Regions from separate parts of the Homo sapiens genome. Here region 2 is linked to region 1. A link is an interaction called in ENCODE POLR2A ChIA-PET data of the cell type or tissue named here. Cell type or tissue: HepG2. All regions are shown on one strand.

Evidence for each region. ChIA-PET counts read pairs that join two places held together with the same protein. Peaks named below come from ENCODE experiments on the same cell type or tissue, not always from the same donor. Only the 100,000 strongest peaks of a DNase experiment are listed, where the experiment ranks them.
Region 2: POLR2A ChIA-PET joins it to region 1 with 10 read pairs; 5 of 35 experiments call an interaction of 5 or more read pairs at or near these places.

What each region holds. Positions count from the first base shown.
Region 1 is chr20:64,241,656-64,244,155 of GRCh38, reverse strand. It overlaps MYT1 (myelin transcription factor 1), which reads right to left. Exons shown (of 23, transcript NM_004535.3): 23 at 1,903-2,500. Among named protein-coding and RNA genes, the nearest start is that of PCMTD2, 13 kb to the left of the region's middle. In HepG2, a CTCF peak has its summit at 1,197; a DNase peak (open chromatin) is centred at 1,175.
Region 2 is chr20:64,188,386-64,190,885 of GRCh38, reverse strand. MYT1 (myelin transcription factor 1) reads right to left here. Exons shown (of 23, transcript NM_004535.3): 2 at 726-823. Among named protein-coding and RNA genes, the nearest start is that of MYT1, 25 kb to the right of the region's middle. RefSeq lists enhancers at 1,219-2,156, 2,157-2,500. In HepG2, no CTCF peak of the experiment used is centred here; a DNase peak (open chromatin) is centred at 1,535; H3K4me3 peaks cover 890 bases.

The DNA.
Region 1 (2,500 bases):
GTCTGTTCAGGGAGACAGTCGTGTGCTCATCAACTGGAAGCATACCCATTCAGGTAAGGAAAGCAGGTGCACATGTGTATTTACCTTTGTTCTCTCTTACACCTGCCTAAAATGACAGATTTTAAGGCATACATTGGCAGGAGTGAGGAGATGAAAGAGGGGACAACAATGCAATTTAGAAGCCAGAAAATTCACAGATGCAAAATAAATGGCCTAGGAGACACAAAACACTGAATTCTAGCCAGAGTGTAGAAAGTTCAGAGCCAACACCGTCCATACCTCAGAACCCCCAATAACTGGTAGCACCAGATTCTGTTGGAGATGGGAGAAGACAACTGGTAGAAAGTGTTTCGGGAGCCAGTAGCCCCCTTCCCCAGAACTCCACCCCGACTCTGAGAGCCTGGCAAACACTCCCCTCCCTCTGGATGAAACCTTGAGCTTTATCCTCTGGATACAGTAAACAGGAGGGTCTGCAGGCTGGTAGAGAAGGCCTAGCTGTGGGGTCCCATACCAAAAATAAATCCTAAGAGAGCACATGCCTGTGACTTTAGACGCTCTTTCTCTCAGCTCCCAGTAGGCTGGTGGCCCAGCCAGTGCCTCTAAGCGAAAAGTGAGAGAATCTTCTTGGGGGTGACCAGCTCGTGCCATTATCAAACTATGGGATTGTGCAGCTTTCTAACATCATGGTAACAGCCTGTGTCCCCTAGCAGGAACATCATAGTCCCCACCTCTCCAGCCAACTCTCATACCCCCCAGAATGACTTTACCTCAGCTTGCTGAGGGGACACTTCAGAATCGGTCTTGCTCACACCCACCCCAGCATCTGCTGTGCTGACGTGAAGGGGTACAACTCCAGGCCACTGGTCTCCCCATCACAAATGGGGCCTCACCAAAGGGGACCCCCAGGAACCCTTCCTCACAGTTGAACATGTTCTGCATAACCCACCAGTGGGCACTGGCACCTGCTTGGGCCCCCACAACCAGCAGTTGGAGCCTTGAAGGCAGATCAAATGTCCTCCACAGGTGTTGTGGACCCTGTCTGACTACAGCAGAGGGTGGAAACTCAGTCCAGAATTTCTAAGAATTTGTCAGTGAAGATGGATCCTTTGTTTGCATATCAGATGGACGCTCCAGGACTACCACCAGGGCCAGATTCCAGGGAGGTCAAAAGCATGTTGACAGTTTAGGCTGAATGTGACTAGAAGTCCCAAGTCCAGGTCTTACTCTAGGAGCACTAGAGCTCCACCTGACACAAAAGTACGAAAATGAAAAAGGGGAGAAGTCTCTTTTTTTTTTTAAAGCTGGTATGCATTGGCTTTTTGGCCTTGTATACCAGCTTAAAAAAAAAAATAAACCATTGCCTTATATAACTGGGCAGTTCAAGGGTGGAGTGCCTTCAGACATGGCTGGGTCCATGAGCTCTAAAAAGATCATCAGAGAGCTCCCTTTTCCTTCACATCTACCTCCATTGTCAGCTTTGCCCCCCTCCAGAATGTCTGAACTCTCTCCTACTACTGATGGCTTCATCCTGTGGCCAGGAGAGATAGCCCAGGGCAACCCCAGTTCCACACCCCCAAGTCTAACAACCTCAGCAGGAAAAGTTATTCTCCCTGACCCTAAGAGAAGACTCCTGGGAAAAACTTCAATTTGCATATGACTGGTCATGTGGGAAGGGGCAAGATACAATGATTTACACCTTCTAGAAACACACGTGGAGGCGGTGAGGTAGGGTAGTTTCAAAAGGAGATACTGGCTAAGCTGACACCAGAGGGGACCCACGTGTGGTATCAAGGGGAGACCAGAGATGGAAGATTCCCCTCCTGGGCATGTGCTCCCAGGAGGGTGCATGATAGAGCTCACCAAGAATGGAGACAATGTCCTCCCCACAGACCACAGCACCGATTCACAGTCAGAGTGGACTTTTATTAGGAAATCACCCTGCAAACACACCACGGAGTGCTGTGGGTTCAACGCGCTTCCTGAGGAAGGAGGGTCACAGTATTGGAGCTGTCGGAGGGACGGGTGGCACAGCCTGTGAGCCTGGCGGTGACTCGAGGCTGCCTGCGGCCAGCACTCCCTCACAGCAACAGGACTCCACCGCAAGAGCCGACACGCAAACGCGACACGAGAAACACGCCCAAGCACACACATCTGCGCTACACTTAAATAATAATAAATACAGAATTCCATTTGCTGTTATCCGTGCCTGAAACAAAAGGAACCCAAAATGGAAAAAGAAAACCAAAATGTCTTTCTCTCCATTAGACCAAGGGAAAACAAAATCCCCAAATTATCAAAATTCCTCAGTTACAAAATACTTTTTAAAAAAATTCCATTATTAAAAGAATAAATAACAAAATATATAAAAAATAACTTGGTTGCATCAAAATTATAACTAGGAGTTATATCAAGATTTTTTGTGGCCTATATTATAGTCAAATAGTTATTTTTGCTTTGAATTCACTTTTTTCCCCTCTTAGGGTGCCCTGGTGTGGGGTCT
Region 2 (2,500 bases), 53 kb after region 1:
GTGATTCTCCTGCCTCAGCCTCCCCAGTAGCTGGGATTACAGGCGCATGCCACCATGCCCGGCTAATTTTTGTGTTTTTAGTAAAGACGGGGTTTCACCATGTTGGCCAGGCTGGTCTTGAACTCTTGACCTCAAGTGATCCACCTGCCTCAGCCTCCCAAAGTGCTGGGATTAGAGATAAAAGCCACCATTCCTAGTCCCTTTACTTCTGAGATAAGATCTGCACCCAGGCTGGAGTGCAGTGGCACAATCTCAGCTCACTGCAGCCTTGACTTCCCAGGCTCAAGTGATCCTCCCACCTTAGCTGGGATCCTCCCCCAAATAGCTGGGATTACAGGCGCATGCCACCATGCCCGGCTAATTTTTGTGTTTTTAGTAAAGACGGGGTTTCACCATGTTGGCCAGGCTGGTCTTGAACTCTTGACCTCAAGTGATCCACCTGCCTCAGCCTCCCAAAGTGCTGGGATTACAGGTGTGAGCCACCGGGCCCAGCCTGGGGTCACATTTTAGTTTTGATCTACTCAGAGTCATTTTTCTTCCCTTAATTTTAAAGTGACCGGATCATTGCTGATCCTAGTCCCCATTTACCCTTCACCTAACCCGGACTCTGGTGAGGATCAGACCAAAAGTCGCCTCCATGCTTCATGCCTGCAGCTGAAGAGAGGCTTTGTGCAGGCAGCCATGGGGTGGGGCCCTACGACAGGGGCTGCCCTCTCACGTCTCACCTTGCAGTGTCTGCCCAGGTGTCTTGAGGTCCTGCAGCTGCTGGCCTTGCCTCCGTGTGTCCACCTCTGATTTAACAGCTCACCTCGGAACTCATTTTCTGAGGGTTTAAAAAGGTTCAAGGTCAGAAAAGGAAAGCTTGGTGGGTGCCAGCCGTGCTGGCTCAAGGGGAGAAAGTGAGAAACTTGAGGCACTTTTTTAACATCATATATTCAATGCCTATTTCCTGGAATCCACCGGAGAAACAGACAAGGTCATGGCTCCATGGCTGCTTCAGGAACAAGAGACAATTTCTCTCTGACTTGGGGCCTCCCTGGAGTCTTCCTGCAGTCCCCTGCACTGTTGTCCCAGCTCTAGGTGTTGGTTCCCACTGACAACCACGGCCAGCAGAGTGCTGGGACAAGGCAGCTGAGAGCCACCTTGAGAAAACTTGGCATGTCACCCCTCCAACTTTGAAAATGAGCTGACTAATGAGTAATTATTCGCATTACAACCAGATCCTTCTGCCCCTCAAAAGAATGCACAGTACATATGCATTTGAAAAAGAAGATTGTTTTGCACGACTTCTCTGGAGCCCATTGATTGAAGAAAGTGAGATCCACCCATGGTCTCAAATCAGCTTTGCCTCCCGCAGGATCCCGGGGGCCCCAGCATGCTCTTTGCCCTGGTTTCCAGCATCTTTTGTCACCCTGTGTTTCTGCCTCTCTCCAGGGCAATGCCTCCAGTTAATATTTAATTCCTCACATAAATTCCCATGTCTGAGCAGAGGCTGAACGCATCAGCTGGACATGACAAAGAAACGCATTGTGTACCTATTCCCTGCACGTCACTCCCCGTTTCCATGACAACCTGCTTTCTACATAACTGCAGCATTTCAAAGGAAGGTCATTAAGTAACCAACAATGAAACAGGAAATGAATATTCTCGTGTTGGGCCCTGGCTTTGCCTTGGAAGTGAGTTTGGATTCTGCCGAAGGCACGCTATTCCCACCCACTTTCTTTCTTTTCCTCGTGTTTTTGATGTGCATCCCCAAATGCAATTCTTCTCTAGGGTTCTGGCCACTCCTGGCCCCAGGCAGCCCTGTGCCTCTGGCCACAGCACCCTCTTCTTATCTGGAAATGCTTCCATCCCATTAAAGGGCTTCGGATTACCTTCCAGAGCATAAACACAGAGGAAAGCAGATTTGGTAGTCAAGGAGACAGCCTAATACGAGGTCTACAGAGGAACGAATAAAACCACTCAGATTCGGCACCTACTGTGTGCACCTACTCTGTGCCTCCCCTCATTGAGCTGTAAGTCACCCGCAGGCCGTCGCTGAGATGACAGGGCTCCCACCGCAGGCTCCGGTGCCTGGACTAGTGAGGAGGGAGCTGCGGGAGCTTCCCTATCACCCAAGATCTCTAGGCCTCCTGGGTTCCCATCTGCCACTGGTCATCTGCACTGAGCCGGTGTGAGCGGCCTCTAACTGGGGCCCACCTGCCCACCAGGTAATCCAATTCTCAACTCTGTGACAGGGATGTGGGGTATAGGGAGGAAAAGCATATTGGAAGATTCCGTAAGTGAATCGACAAGAATCGTATCAGCCGGGGAGTGTGCTTCACACTTTGAAGATGGGGCGTGGGGTCCTCTGTGTGTCTCTTTTCTTATGTGTCAACAGAAGCTGAGAGACAAGGCCCCAAAGTGCACAGGGTTCACTTTCTGAGTATCTATCCCAGGAGACAAGATGCTGCAGAAACCTGCTCACTGGGCTGATTGGCAAGGCTCAAGCAGAATTCCT